Linked DNA regions of Homo sapiens: region 2 is linked to region 1. A link is a loop called in an ENCODE intact Hi-C map of the cell type or tissue named here. Cell type or tissue: CD4-positive, alpha-beta T cell. All regions are shown on one strand. Each heading gives the region's core, and the rest is flanking DNA. Links, peaks and the distances in the headings are about the cores only. Region 1 has its middle 180 kb from the start of SNX13. Region 2 has its middle 130 kb from the start of LINC02889.

The links. Peaks named below come from ENCODE experiments on the same cell type or tissue, not always from the same donor. Only the 100,000 strongest peaks of a DNase experiment are listed, where the experiment ranks them.
Region 2: it touches region 1 in a loop (4-fold over the local background); 7 of 110 quality-filtered maps call a loop at or near these places.

What each region holds. Positions count from the first base shown.
Region 1 is chr7:17,751,783-17,760,122 of GRCh38, forward strand. No RefSeq gene overlaps it. Among named protein-coding and RNA genes, the nearest start is that of SNX13, 180 kb to the right of the region's middle. In CD4-positive, alpha-beta T cell, for the core only: no CTCF peak of the experiment used is centred there; no DNase peak of the experiment used is centred there.
Region 2 is chr7:17,686,286-17,694,625 of GRCh38, forward strand. No RefSeq gene overlaps it. Among named protein-coding and RNA genes, the nearest start is that of LINC02889, 130 kb to the left of the region's middle. In CD4-positive, alpha-beta T cell, for the core only: no CTCF peak of the experiment used is centred there; a DNase peak (open chromatin) is centred at 3,976.

The DNA of each region.
Region 1 (8,340 bases), core at 161-8,160:
TATCTCTAATAATATTTGCGTTATATATCTGGGTGAACCAATGTTGTGTGTATGTATATTTAAAATTATAATATCTTCTTGCTGAATTGACCCCTTTATCATTATATAGTGACTTTCTTTGTCTCAGAGTTTTTGTCTTGAAATCTATTTTGTCTGATATAAGTATAGCTCCTACTGCTCTTTTTTTATTTCCATGTGCATGGAATACCTTTTTTTACCCCTTTATTTTCAGTCTGTGTCTTTATAGGTGAAGTGTGTTTCCTGTAGGCAACAGATCACTGGGTCTTGTTTTTTTAATCTGTTCAGTTACTCTGTGATTTGGAAAGTTTAGTCAATTTACACTCAGTGTTATTATTGATAAGTAAGGACTTACTCCTGCCATTTTGTTATTTGTTTTCTGGGGTTTTTTTTGTTTTTTTTTTTTTGTGGTCTTCTCTTCCTTTCTTCGTTCCTTCCTGTCTTCCTTTTAGTGAAGGTGATTTTCTATAGTGATATGATTTAGTTTCCTGCTGTTTATTTTTTGTGTATCCATTGTATATTTTTTGGTTTGAGGTTACCATGAGGCTTGCACATACTACCTTATAACCCATTATTTTAAGCTGATAACAATAATGTTTGCATAAACTACTGCCTGTGTTCACTTAAGGCCTTGGGGCTCTTCAATCAGCAGGTGGCAAAGCCATCCAGGCCTGTGGCCTTCCCTTCTGGGCAGTGAGTTCTCCTAGGCCCTATGTGGGTCCAGAGGTGCCATCTGGGAGCCAGGGACTAGAGCCAAAAACCTTAGAAGTCTAGCTGGTGCTCTAATGTACTGTGGCCAAGCTGGCTTTCAAACCACAGGATTCAGTCCTTCCAACACCCCACTCTTTTCTTTCCAAAGTCAGAGGAGCAGGCCGGGTGCGGTGGCTCATGCCTATAATCCCAGCACTTTGGGAGGCCAAGGCAGGCGGATCACAAGGTCAGGAGATCGAGACCATCCTGGCCAACACGGTGAAACCCCGTCTCTACTGAAAATACAAAAATTAGCCGGGCGTGGTGGTGGGCGCCTGTAGTCCCAGCTACTCGGGAGGCTGAGGCAGGAGAATGGTGTGAACCCGGGAGGCGGAGCTTGCAGTGAGCCGAGATCACACCACTGCACTCTAGCCTGGGCGACAGAGTGAGACTCCGTCTCAAAACAAAACAAAAAGTCAGAGGAACCTCACCCCATGGGCCTCCACCAAGGGCCCACGGGAAGTATTGCTACACTACCACTGATGTTCCGGTAAGGCCCAAGGGCTGTTCAGTCAGCTTGTGGTGAATGCTGCCTGGCCTGGGACTCACATGTCAGGGCAGTGGGCTACCCTCTGGCCTAAGGCAGGTACAGAAATGCCATCCAAGAGCCAAGTTCTGCAAATGGGGCCCCAAGAGCTCGCTTGGTGCTCTAGCCGCCTGTGGCTGAGCTGGTAACTAAGGTGCAAGACAAAGTCCCCTTTACTTTTCCCTGCACTTTTCTTCTGCGGGAGGAGTCTTGCCTTATAGGGAATGTGCTGAGTCTCATCTGAAGCCAGAAAGCCCCGGAGTCTCATCCAAGGCCCACAGTGTACTACCTGGGTGTCCCTGCTGGTTATTCAGGATGCAAGGGCTCTTCAGTTAGCAGGTGATGAATCCTGCCAGGACTGAGTCCTTCCCTTCAAGGTAATGGGTTTCCTTCTGGCCCAGGGCATGTTTAGAAATGTCATCTGGAAGCTAGGGCCTGGGAAGGGGGCCCTCACAACTCTGACTGGTGCCCTACCCTGCTATGGCTGAGCTGGTATTCAAGGTGCAAGATAAAGTCCTTTCTACCCTTCTCTCTCCTCTCCTCAAGTGGAAGGAAGGGGTCTCTTTTGGAGCTGTGAGCTGTGCAGCCTGCAGTTAGGGAAGGGGTGATGCCAGCACTCACTAAGCTGCCCTGCTGGAGTCTCAGTGGGTTGTGTGACCTTTCTGTCCACTGGCTCTGGGGCCAGTTCAACACCAGAACTCATCTAGGAGTTGCAGTCCTTGTGACCCAGACTGCCATTCAACGTTATTTAGGGCCACAGAGCACTTTAGCCCATGGTGGCAAGGCGTGTAGGAACTCAAGCTCCAATGGCTGGGGTTGGTGATTCCCCTCTTGTTGGGGCTGGTTTAAATGCTCCCTACATAAGCAGGTGTCAGCTGAGTTTGGCCTGGTTTTGCTTTCCGCTATAACAAGGCAGCACTGTGTTCTGTGCCTCACAACTGCTGTGTTCTCCCTCTCCCCAGTGCACAGAATTACCCTCTGCACCACACCACTGCTGCTGGCAATGAAGGAGGAGAGGCACTGGCGATCCAAGGCTTTTTTCTACCTCTTCAATGCCTCTTTCAGTGACATGAAGTTAAAACCAGATACTGTGAGTGCTCACTTGATTTTTGATTCTTATACAGGTACTTTTTTGGTGTGTAGATAGTTGTTAACTTGGCATTCTTGTGGGGCAACAATCAGTGACGCCTTCTGTTCCACCATCTTGCTCTACTGCAACTCCTGCCCTATCTATCAATATTGTGCATCAGGATCCTATAAATGTACTTCCTTACAGAGTGGTTCTTCATGTTGGGGCTCAGAAAACAATACCCCAAATATGGCACTTTCACATGCTGAACTAAAGAAGCAGCCTCAAGGTCTCTCTGACCTTCCCTTGCCTTCCTTTCTCACTAATCTTCTTTCCCAAAGCACCAGGAGGGACTCTCTGGAATTTCCCTATCTGACTAAGAAAACTTCTTTCCAAAATAAATGTAATCATCTTAAAACTCCTCTCTCTAGGAATTTCATCAAGTAACCAGGAATGATTAACCAGCAAAGAAGAGAAGAGACTGGGAGTTATCTCCACACTCAAATAAACTTTCCTCTATTCTTCTGAGGGTAGGTCCAAGAGATTATCTGGGTGGTTTTATCTGCATAAAAGACCTTTGCTCACAGTGAAGTTCTGTCCCTCACCTGCCTACCACCTCCCCCAGTGCTCAGAGGAACTTCATTCAAGGCCATGATTCTTTGGGTTCATTCATTTCCTCTGAAAATCAGTTACTCCTACAATCTCCCCTTCCCTGATGAAGAAGAGTTGGGTTGCTGGGTAATCATTCTCCTGTGATTATCCTGTGCTATGCTTAAATAAATGGCTTTTTTTCTCCCATTAATCTGTCTGTTGTTGGTTCATTTTCAGCACCTTCAGAGGGCAGCTTTCTTTCAGCCCCTACACTCAGTTCAGCCTACTAATTTCAGTTTATCAAGTGACTTTTTGACTCTCACCCTTTGGACTAGGGGGTTTAGCATACACAGCATTCATAGTTATGGTAAAAAGGTATTTCCATTCAGGGCCTAATACAAGATCCTATCTTGCACTTAAGATTTAATAATGAATTACACTGTTGAAATATCTCAAGAAGCTTGAAGGCTATGAAAGATTCCATCTCTAAGGTTCACAGAGTTATCACAACTTTAATGGTAATAATATATTTGTATCATACTTCATAATTATATTCTCATCTATTTTTACAGTAATTTCTTATAGGGTAAATGAGACATAGAGATTAAATTTCCTGGTTACATGGCTAGTTAGTGACAGCCAGTACTGCAAATTTCTTTAACAATCTTTCCACCATATTCAACTATACTATATTTTTTGAATTGCAAATGTAGTCTATTCAGTGGTCTCTGAAAATTTTTCTATTTCAATAGATCTAAATAAGAGTTCTGCAAGGTTATTACCTAATGGTAGTCACTTTAGGGGGCATCACATGAAAAGTGGCCTGGTGGTTCTCAAACTTCAGCCTTTATTCCCTTTGTAATTCTTACCACACCTCCTGGTTAGGCTTCTGCAACTCTGATTTTACTGATATTCTAGCACATGGAAGTGGAAAGTGGTGAATCCCATTTGTTTCAGTCTCCTAACATTTTCTGATTCTCTCAGTAGGGCCCCACATTTCCTTAAGCAACTTAACTGCCTTTAGCTATAATTTCAGAATGTAAGTGAAATCCTTAGTTGAGCAATATGAACTAGCCGTATGTGTCCCCCTTTTCCTTTTGAATGGAATTCATTGGCCTCTGCAAATGCCTTTGCCTCTCTTTGAGGATCATATAAACTTAGGCTGACATTTTCCTGAAAATTAAGAATCTCTCTCTAAATAAGTGGGCATCCATAAAGACTGAAAATCCTTAATTGGGCTTGAATTCAGTATTCTAGCATTCACATCTGTGTGAAGAGTGATCAAGTTGAGAGTTCTCACCCCAAGTCTTGATGGTAACATTCAAAGGAAAACCTTAAGAATTCTTTCAGCATAAGCAGTAGTTTTTATTAAGTCGTGGTGTCCACATGTGAGTGCCAACATGAAAAGGTTCTCTTAAGTTCATTTGACAATGTTCTTTGGCCGGAAAGTAGGACATGCCTAGCACTATTAATGTCAATTTATGCTTTTTCTACATTTTCTCTATTTGGTTTTGTTTTTTTTGTTTTTTTTTTTTTTTTTACCTCTGTCACTATGTTCATATGATAACCGGTTAGTCAGTAAATAACATTGCTAAAAGCATATGATCAAATATATAGTTGGACTTCTAACACTAACTCTTCAAAAACTGAGAACCATTTCCCTCATTCCTTCCTGACCCCAATGCCCAGACATTGCCATCAGGCTCAGCAAAAAAAGCAAAGAAAATAGATACTGCATGCGATGGGTTAGGAGAACTTGTGAGCCAATGTGGTCTCCTGGGAACACACAAAAGGGAAAAATTTTTAATAAGTGATTGGTATTTTTACGCTTTTTAAAGAAAGTTCAGTTTTCACTTTTATCAAGGTCTCCAATTACATGGATGGAGGCGGTAACAAGCAGAATAGTTACGTGTGAAACCCCTTCAAAGTAAAAATGTGTTTTGCTTATTTATGGATATCCTGAGAATTTTAATATTTTCTAGAGGGAGGAATACACCTCTAAAAAAAGAATATGAATTCATACAAAGAGTGGGAATAGGCAGTTATATGTGGTGGGAAAAGTGTCAAATATATATTTTTATATTTCAATGTCCTACCATTTAGCATAAGAGGTTTCTGTCCGTTTGTCCAAGATGTTTCCTTAATCCCTACTAAGAGTTAATCCACTTAACCTTGAATAAAAAAGATTTATTCTTTCTCGTTTATGCAGATCAAGTTGAGCATTTCTCTTGAAAATCAACTAATATTTTTAGGATATGTCTCAAAACAAAATTTTTTCCATCTAATTCCTTTTTTGGATCAACCTACCTCTTCTTCCCAGTTAGAATAAAGAATTTCAGTCTCATGTAGACATCCCCCATCATAAAAGCAGAAAATAGTCTGTAGAAATTCGTGAAGATAGGAAAAATGATTAGCAGGATCCAAAGCCTGACTTTCAAAAATTCTAGGATTTCTGTCAGTGAACATTTACTGGGTATGTTCCCAGTGTATGCTTACTAAAAAGTACCACAAAGTGGAGAGAATAGCTTATAAGTTGATTCTTGCCCTAGCAGAATTTTAGATTTGCAAGAAAGCTCACTGACAAAAAACTAATATTCTGTCCTTCTATATATAAAAAAACTAACTTAAAATTTATAAACTCTAAAACATCACAATCTTTATTTCTGAGGACCTGTGTAGATTCATGCTAGAAAGCACTAATAAAAATTTTTTGACCATAATATTTCCACCACTGCTAAAAATTTACAGTACAAATTAAGGATTTATTTTAACCCTTTTAAAAAAGATTAGTCTGGCAGTACAGGGAGGGAAAAAGTAATGATACAAATGTCAACGAAAATTTTGTGATCTGTTGATTTGAGATATGTATTCTAAGACTGGGGTTGTTTTTATGCTTCGTGTAAAATGGTGCTGTTATGAAACAGTAGAGAAGGAAAAGCGAGCTGGCTTATTTCCTTTAATAATGAAGTATTTTCTTCCTAAAACATGGCAGTCCCAAAGATATTGATAGCAAGTCTACAGTATATCATGTATTGATTGTATTATCCCGTTTATGTAAAATTGTATAAGACTATCTCTACATGTATGTAGGCTCAGAGTCAAATAATATCTGGGATTATGTTAATCAAAGTATAAAACAACAGTTTTCTCTGGTGGAAAGGTTTGGGATGATTCTACTTAAAACTTCATATTTTTTCTTGATTGTTTAAGTTGCTCCAAAAAGGACAAATTATTTTTACCAATGTAATCAAAGCATGTATCAGATCCCCCTACATGAAAATATTGCTTCTCCGGCCAGTGTTGTGGTCCTAGACTTAAAGCAAGGCACTCTGAGCTCTACAGACAATGACCAGGGTTCGGCTTCTTGCATACAGCAGCCCACTGCTCACTAAGTTCCCTCGTTAACACTGCCTATTTACAGAAACCTACCAGTTATCACCAGATTCCATGCTCTTATCCTTCCCTGCTGATAACAATCACCAGACTATGATATTCAGTTTTTGACTCAGTGTGTCTGGTGTGGAGCATAGATATTTGCATTTGAATAAGATCATCAGGTGATGGTGAAACATAATCAGGTTTCAAAGCATCTGGACTCAGCATATCCCAGTAAATGTTCTCTGCAATGGAACAGAGCTTTCTGTGCCCTACACATCAGTTTGCTTCATCAAAGTCTTAGCAACCAATGAATAGCTTCAGAATCCTGAAACTACACCTTAATGAAATAGCGAACCAGAATCATGTCAGAATAATCTTTCATAGAAGCCAGGCATGACCATTAAGAAATGGCTCCCTCCCTGGCAGATCTAAGACTATAAGGCTATTTTAAAAGCTAATACAGGTTCTCTCTCTAGCACCATGTTTTAAGACCATGATGTTCTAAGGTCTTACAATATGAGAACATCATGGTCAAGAATCTAGGCTTTGACTTTCACCACACTTATTCAACATAGTACTAGAAGTCCTAGACAGACCAATCAGGCAAGAGAAAGAAATAAAGGCCATCTAAATCGGAAAAGAGGAAGTCAAACTATCTGTCAATGATATAATCTTATACCTCAAAAACCCTAAAGATTCCTCCAAAAGACTCTTAGGTTTGATAAATGAATTCAGAAAGGTCTCAGGTTACAAAATCAACATACATAAATCAGTAGCACTGCTATACACCAATAACAACTAAGCTGAAAATCAAATCAAGAACTCAATTCCATTTACAATAGCTGCAAAACAAAACAAAACAAAGAATCCCTAGGAATATACTTAAGCAAGGAGGTGAAAGATCTCTACAAAGAGAACTACAAAACACTGATGAAAGAAATCACAGATGACACAAAAAATGGAAAAACATTCTATGCTCATGGATTGGAATAATTAATATTGTAAAAATGACCATATAGTCCAAAGCAATCTACAAATTCAATGCAATTCCTATCAAAATATCAAAGTCATTTTTCACAGAATTAGAAAAAAAAAAACCCTAAAATTTATATGGAAACACACAATTCCCTGAATAGCCAAAGCAATCCTAAGCAAAAATAACCAATCTGAAAGCATCACGTTACCTGATTTGAAATTACACTACAAAGCTATAGTAACCCAGAGAGTATGGTACTGGCATAAAAGTAGACACATAGAGCAATGGAACAGAACTGTAAACCCAAAAATAAGGCCAAATCCTACAACCAACTTATCTTTGACAAAGCAGCCAAAAACAAACAAACAAAAAACACTGGGGAAAGAACACCCTGTTCAATAAATGGTGCTGGGAAAATTGGATAGCCACATGCAGAAGAATGAAACTGGATCCCTATCTCTCACCATATGCAGAAATTAACTCAAGATGGATTAAAGACATAAACGTAACACTTAAAGACACAAACATTCCAGAAAGAGCAGGGTGCGGTGGCTCAGCCTGTAATCCCAGCACTCTGGCAGGCCGAGGTGGGAGGACAGCTCGAGCTCAGGAGTTCAAGACCAGTGTGGACGACACAGGGAGGCCCTTGTTTCTACAAAAAAAAAAAAAAATTTTTTTTTTAAATTAGTTGGGTGTCGTGGCACATGCCTGTAGTCCCAGCTACTTGGGTGAGTGGTGGGAGGATTGGTCGAGCCCGGAAGGTTGACGCTGCAAAGAGCCATGATGACCCCACTGCACTCCAGGCTGGGTGATAGAGAGGGACCCTATCTCACAAACAGACAAAAAAGAATTCTAGAAGAAAACCTAGGAAAAACTCTCCTAGATATTGGCCTAGGCAAATAATTTATGACTAAGACCGCCAAAGCAAATGCAACAAAAACAAAAATAAATAAATGGAACTTAATTAAACTAAAAGCCTTCTGCACAGCAACAGAAATAATCAACATAGTAAATAGACAACCGACAGAATGG
Region 2 (8,340 bases), core at 259-8,258, 65 kb before region 1:
CATCTTCTTCCTGTCCGTTGTACCCAGGCTCTGCTTGAGTGTAGTGCCATCCTGGGGACTTTACCCATCTCTAATAATATCTTAATACCTACTCAATCTGTTCACCAGCCTTTTTCAAAACTTTTTCAAATATCTTTTTCAGATATTCTATGCCCACTTATAGGTAGTTTAGTACTGTCTAAATGTTCAGATGTTGAATTGTGTCATCTGTATGCTACGCTGGATTTTAGAGACAGTTCCATGGCCTTGGGGAGTGTATCAGGAGAAAGCAGACTTTTAGCTGTAAATCACGCAATACCCCCCAAAATAGTGGCTTATGCAAAAGACAATAAGTTATCTCGTATAACCCACATCTGGAGGATAGCAGTGCCTGGCATTCACTCAACAGACTTCACTATGTTAGGACCAGCATGTAGGAGTCTCCTGTCCTCTTCTTGGTAGTCTGCAAAGTCAAATCTGACCTTGGAGAATTAATATTCTCTCTTATTCACTCAAAAAATATTGGTTGAACGCTACTATATTTCAGGCACTATGTATGCTAGGCTTTTCTGGGGAGTATAAATATATACACAGGCCTGCTTAGAAAGCCTTATATGACAGCAGAGAAAAACAGACATGGAGACCATAAGAACCATAAAGGAGGTATAGATACCATGTCATGGAGACATAGGAGATAGAATAATCACTGTATTCAGGAAGACTAGAAAAGGTTTCCAGGAAAGAGGCGATAATTGAGCTCGGTTCACAAGTATGAGAAGGATTGGGACATGGTGGCAGGAGATGGAGTACGCAGGCTGCTCCCAGCTGAATAAATTATGTGAGACAATGAACGTCACTAGAAAAGCATTAAGGACTTTGGGGGAAACAACTGCTGAGCCTCACACTTGTGCAAGTTGCCTGAAGACGAATAGGCATCCTCAAGACAGGAAGAAAAGGGAAAAGGGGGGCAAAGTCTCCCCTAAAAGTTCCCATCACCCTCCTACTTGTCTCATAGCCAAACACTGTGTCCCAGGGCCACCCCTAGCCAAAAGAGAGGTTTGAGAAAGTGACTCTTCAGTTCTTCCTGTCTCTACAATGAAGATGGACAAGGGAGAAAGGGGTGGGAGTGTGTGAGATTAGCAGCCAAGGATGTCTATCACAGCAAGTCACTTAATCTTTCTGGGTCCCTGATTTCTTCTCTGAAAATGGGAATAATGATGCCTTCCTAGCGGGCCTATTGTGAGGATTAAATGAAACATGAAACACCTATATGTGTCCCAGCATCTAGCATATAATAGGAGCTCAGTATGTTCGCCTTCCCTCCTAGTTTATGTTTCTCAGTCACATCTAGTTTTTGCTCTCAGTGATTATGGACCCAATGTGACATTTACAATTATGACAAGTTAATTGACAGGATAATTAATTTTGCTCTCATTAAATAGGGACTCTTTCTTTCTTTTTTTTTTTAACAAGAGAAAAAAAAGTTTTAATTATGAACGAATACGCATGCACGGGAGTTCACAGAGAAAACAATGTATCTCTAGGAGGTAGCCAGATGATTGAGGCTTATATACCATCTTAGGCTAAACAAAGGAAAAGGAGTTTGGGCCTTCTAGGGAGGGGGGGAGGTGGCAAGTTATGGGAGAGTGACCAAGAAAAGCATGGTCAACAAAGGTTATTTAGTAAGATTCGTTATGCAGGTTTACATCAGTACCTTCCCCATGGATAGAGTTGGTATAGTCCTCCTCTTCCTGGTCCTCCTCTCCTGGAGAAAGAGACAGGTTTACAAATAGAGATGTTCTTTATAAATGTAAATTTCCTTTACAGAAAGAACAATTTTCCCCATTTTTAAAGCTTTTCCTGCATCTGCTGGTTCTCAATGGCCTTTAGCTCAAAATAATCCATATGCTAAAGAGGCATACTTTGGTTGGCATATTCCAGGTCCCTTCAGCAGAATTTGAGTGTCCCCGATGATCCTTCCCATGAAAGCCAAGCTCTGCTTTGTATCTGTGGTGAGTCTTCCTGCCTTCCCCTAGTGATGGGAGATCCTAATGGTGATAGTGTAGGATTCTGGCCCAGGGCATTTTGTAACCCCCAGAGTAAAGAGTTTGCGTTTCCTCAGCAGCAATGAGTCTGTATCTGCCTTAGATGCTGCAAATGTTGCTGCCTCCTCTTCCGGCAGCTTAAGACTTTTGCTTTGGGTAAAGGATCAGGCAGAAAGGTGGGGCTTCCTGCTTCCCCCACTCCTACCTGCCACTCCCACCCCTGCAATGGTATCTAAACATGCCCTGTGGCCCTGCACTACCAAGAAGGCTCTCTCCAACCTCTTATCCCAATCTTTCTGGAAAAGACTCTTTTCTTCCTTACAGTAAGAGAATTGCCAAGGCTTTACTCTCCTTACCCCAGAGATTTTGTGTTGCAGGGCTAAATTCTGCATTGCCTGGTATCCAAAAATCAATGTCCAACCACCACCTTACCACATCTTCACTATTCTTTGATATTTATGCATAGGAAACTTAGCTCATTCAGGAGAATTATGCCAGATACTCTGAGAGGTAAACGGATAGAAGAATGGGATTAGAGTTGAAGATGTGGGCATATCAGAAGGAGATATACAATATTGATGGTTTCTGACGAGGTTGGCTGACCAATGCAAGAGGATTGCTTGAGGCCAGGAGTTTGAGACCACCCAGGAACAGAGGACAACGTAGTGTGATACCATCTCTAAAAAAAAATTTTTTTTTTTTATTAGCCAGGGTATAGTGGTGTGAGCCTGTAGTCCCAGCTATTCAGGAGGCTGAGGTGGGAAGATCGCTTGAGCCCAGGAGTCTTAAAAAAAAATGTTGACAGTTCCCTCTCAGGATCAGGAAGGGAGTGAAGCCTTTGCTAATCTCTGCAGTACAGCTTAGCAAGACATCTTACCTTGTCAAAGCCCATCTTCGAGCTTGGCCTAAAAGAAGTCAAGGTATTTGCCTTTAAAGAACCAAGTGGGCCAAGATAAATAAAATATCTATAGTAATTACTATAAACTCAAGCGGCCACAGGGCTTTCTTTAAATGCTCTGGACAATGAGTGGAGCTAGGGTCTTCATAGATCCTGGGGCCGAGGTAAAGAAAATAGAAATAGAAATTTCCACCCACCTTACAGAATGGGAACTTAGGTTAAATTTGATGTAAATAAATAAAAGAAACATGATATGCCTTACACCTTGTACTGAAGAATAAAATTAATGCCTCTTCAATTTATATGATACAATAGGAATGATAGGAGGCTCCTTCAGCACCTAGGACAGCCAAATACGAAGGTCATCCATCTGTGAAAGGAAAAATTCCCAACAAGACCTTCAGCACACACCAAATAGATTTAATTTATAGTTGACATTGGTTCACAGAACAGTCAAGGTCATTGGCACCTTAATTACAACACACTTGGCCCACACTCCTTACCCAGCAGGTAATAGCACTAACATGCATGATGAAACTCCTGTCCATCATCCAAATTCAAGATGATAAGTTTTGATTCGGTTACTGAGACTATTATCGTCTGTTTTATCTTGATGAAATAGTGACTACAAACACAGCTCCAGGCTAATTTGGAACAATGTCAACACCTAAAAAATTATCTCCTTGGAAGAAACGTGGGTAAATTAGAATAAACCTTTTATGCATTAGTAAGTATTAATGTACTTAAGGTGATTCTTGCTGGTGTGTGATTCCAAGATTTAAGCAGGAATATTTACATTCTTTAACACTCTTACTTTGCTCCATTGAAAGACTTTCCCTCAAGCTCCCACTCCTGTGTCCCCTGAGACTACTGTAAGTTTCTAGAGCTGATGAAACCACCTGTAGGGTAGAAAGACCAGAATAGGGCGTGTGGTTTAGCAAGTCTTTTCTAGAGTTATTCTTGGCCCTGAGCACCACTAGCATGGTGGGTGTTTCTGGCTGAATCTGTCTGGTTGTCCTCATGCTGCACACTCTGACGGGTGACCTGAGGCCATGAGTCAGCATTGTGGTAACATTCCTTCTCATTACACCAGCCATTCTGCTTGAGTAGTCCTCAGAAAAGGGAACCATTTTTTAGGTAGGAAAACAAGCTTCTCGTTGTGGTCTATAACCTCTTCTCTCCTCTGGGTTCAGGGCGGGAGAGTTACAATGCCCAGAGAAGGGCATGCCTCTTCCAGCCCCCTAATACATATAACCACATTTGATTCTCATCATAACCCTGCAATGTTGTTCCCAGCAAGATGGTCTGTCACAGAATCCTTGTATGTGTATGTCCTTGTAGGTCAAGGCTTCTTAGCTTTCTGCCATTTGACAATTCTCCCTTTGTATGGGGAACGAGTGAACTTGACATGACCTGAATACACAGAATCCCAAGGCTTGGACCATTCCAGTCCCAAGAGATAATTTATATAAAATAAATCAAAGGAGGAGTAGAAAGTATGTGATTGCTTCAGTCTTTGTTTTGTCCTGTGTTGTGATAGTTTTACCAAGCACATGGCTCAGAGGAGGACCAAATGAGAAAGTGAAGCATTTATAACAAGATACCATCACTGTAGATTAACCTGAGTACAAAGGAAGAAGGTGGACACCTTACCCTGGGGGGAAGCAGGAAACAGACCCTATACCTGGAGCTGGCCTGCGGATATCTCCATGTCTGCCTCCCAAGATTGTAGGGTTGACAGATTTACACTGTTTCAACATGTAAAACGAAGAGGTGAAAACTTCACCAGCAGAAGGCTGAGAAACCACTATGAGCAATGCCTGCTCTTAATTCATGTTACCTTAAGTATAAAATAAAAAGGACTTAGTTGAAAAAACTCCTACCAGATTCCTGTTTTATGAAATTCTGAATTTTTTTATGTCTTAATCAAAAAACCTAAATATTTTAGGGCATGGAAAGGAGAATAGATTCACCCTTGAGCACTAGCCTAAATTAGTTATGAATTATTATGTTTATTTTGCAGGTGAGAAAATTGAGGCTCAGAAAGTCTGGAACTTTCTCTTTCCTCACATCCCTTTCGACAGTAGGGCACACGTCAAAACTGGTCATTTGGGAACAGTATGTTTTGGTACAATTCTTCCTTTCTTTCATGGACAAGAGTAATATTAATTTGATCAAAATAAGGCAAATGGACTTTGGCTTTAATAGAATTTTTATATCAAATATTTCCAGATAACAATGAAGTTCTAATCTGCAAAAGCTGCAGGTGTTGTTAGAAGAACCATCCTTCTATGGGTGGGGTGCAGTGGATCACGCCTGTAGTCCCAGCACTTTGGGGGCCAAGGAGTTCAAGACCAACCTGGACAACATGGTGAAACCCCATCTCTACTAAAAATACAAAAATTAGCCAGGCATGGAGGCACATGCCTGTTAATCCCAGCTACTCAGGAGGCTGAGGTATGAAAACTGTTTGAACCTGGGAGGCAGAGATTGCAGTGGGCCGAGATGGTGCCACTGCACTCCAGCCCGGGTGAAAGAGCGAGACTCCATCTCAAAAGAAAGAATCATCGTCCTATGAATTGGAATCTTATAAAAATAGCGCATCAACCAAATTGGGACAGAATTATTATATATATACATACGAAGAGAAAAATGGGAGACTGCCATGTGGGTCAGTGCCCTCAGGAGTCCCCAGCCAGAATCCCTCCCCCAGCACCACATCCAACTCCTAACTGTCCACACCTTGGCCAAACTCTGGGCATATCTGGACACTGGGAACATGTCCCTTCCCTGCCCCCTACAAACCATCGGCCACATTTCCACAATATGGGCATGGTTCTGCCTGTCCCTGGCTGCTGGAGACATCCTGGTGTCAGAGCTCCTGTTGGCAGTGCACAGTGTTGACGGGGAGCCATGAGTGCTGATGTAGCTAACAGTGCTCACCAACTGGTATTGTGCAGGCCTCACCCTGCTAGGTTTGCCCTCTGAGGCACCCTGAGCAAGCCAGCTAACAGCCAAAGGTGCTGTTCCTGGGAGTCTCAGCCACCCAGTTTCTGAATGACCCCAAGGGTTAGAGAGATCCACAGTTTGAAGCACCACCACAATGCATTTGCAACACTGTGGTTGGTAGACTCCAGTGTAGGTATCACGGATAAGCAGAGGTTGTTTTACAATCAGTATTTCTGATTTCTAAAGCCATCTCTTTCCACTAGGCCCCAAAGCTACAGAGGGTGAAGGCTAAGATCAAAGGAGTGGTGTTCTTGGAAAAACCAGAAGCAGAACTCATAGCATCAACACAACTGACCACAAGAGCAACAGTGCAGCAGAAGAATGGCCTCCCACAATGTAAGTTATAAGGTGACAACCTGGAGATAGGTCTCATCCCTCTCATGCCTCAGAGTAGGGAGAAGATATCAAGCAGATTACACTAGGCCCCGCTGACATCTAGGACTTTCCTTTGCAGACTACTTCTATGCTCTCTGGCATCTATAGCTCCATGAACCTTATTCTGCTCATTTCATTTGTTTCTAATTCAGAGGTGGTCACTTTCAATTGCCCAGTCTTTTAAAGGTGGGGAATTTTTGGATGGACTGAGCAAAGCCTTGAAGCAAAAGCAAGGATCTTTCTGGTCCCAAATACAAGTGGGATTTGAAGGTACCTGTTGCTGAGTAACCTCCGCTGTTTCCTCTCTGCTCCCTCTCAAGAACAAATCCTCCACCAAAGTCGGCTTGGATCTCACAATGCTTCATCATGAAGACGTGAGCAATCTTTCAAACTGATCTCCTTCTGCAAAGTTGGGGTGCAAAAGTCTTCCAGCCCAGGAGGTCATTGAAACCTTTAGCCTAACTCTTCCCATATTCTCTTTTCAAGTTTGTTGTTGTAGCTGTTGCTGCTGTTTTGGTGTTATCACTACTGAAATATAGTTCATTTGCCATAAAAGTTTACTCTTTTAAGGTGTACAATTCAGCGATTTTTTTTTTAGTATATTCACTTGTGCAGCCATATCCACTAACTCGAGAACCTCTTCATTACCTGAGAGAAACCCTTTAACCATTAGTAATCACCTCAATTCCCTCCTTTTCCCAGCTGTGGCAACCAATAATCTATATTTTGTCTATGGATTTACCTTGTCTGGACATTTCATGTGAGTGGAATCATACAAAATGTGGCCTTTTATATCTGGCTGTTTTCACTTTTGTTTTCAACGTTCACCCCCATTGTAGCACGTGTCAGTACTTTATGCCTTTGATGGCTAAATAACATTCCACTGTATGAACATACCACATTGTGCTTATCCATCCATCCATGGATGACATTTAGATTGTTTCCACCTTTTAGATAAGATGAAAAATCCTGCTATGAACATTCATTTACAAGTTTTTATGTATTTGTAAAATTTTTCAAAAACATACTCAAAAACTTTTTTTTCAAATAGAAAGCTTTAGCTTTAATAACTATTGCCTCTGGGAATAATTTTGGTCTTATTGCCTGTCTTGTCAAGGCTGAACAATGATCCTTTATTACTCTTTTTTTTTTTTTTTTTTTGAGACGGAGTCTCGCTCTGGCACCCAGGCTGGAGTGCGGTGGTGCAATCTCGGCTCACTGCAAGCTCTGCCTCCCGGGTTCACGCCATTCTCCTGCCTCAGCCTCCCAAGTAGCTGGGACTACAGGCGCCCGCCACCACACCTGGCTAATTTTTTGTATTTTTAGTAGAGACAGGGTTTCACCGTGTTAGCCAGGATGGTCTCGATCTCCTGACCTGGTGATCCACCCGCCTCGGCCTCCCAAAGTGCTGGGATTACAGACTTGAGCCACTGTGCTGGACCGATCCTTTATTATTCTTAAACATCTCTAGAAACTTAGCCTCACCAAGGTAATACGGTACTTGGTTGACTTGAGAAAGGTTTTCTACCGTGGTGTACATAAGAGAAAGTATATCAATATTTCAAAATAGTATCAGCCTATACATCAATAATGGTTGGTCACTCAAAGTGACACTTATTTCCACTGAGGAAACTTGCAATTTTTTAAGAGTCTTGCTCTGTTTGCCCAGGCTGCAATGCAATGGTGTCATCATAGTTCTCTGCAGCCTCGAACTCTTGGGGTTCAAGAGATCCTTCCACATAGGTCTCCCAAGTAGCTGGGACTACAGGCATACGCTGCCATGCCCAGATAATTTTAAACTTTTTTGTAAAGATGGGGTCTTGTTATGTGGTCCAGACCGGTCTCAAACTCCTGCCCTCAAGCAATTTTCCTGCCTTGGTGTCCCAAAGTGCTGGGATTACAGGCATGAGCCTGTGCCTGGCTATTCTTCAACTGGACAAAAGCAACCAACCAGACACTAATTCCCATTCCTTAAATAGGGTTTATTTTTTAAACTTAAAGATTTAAATCTTTTTTAACCTTAAGAAATTAAAA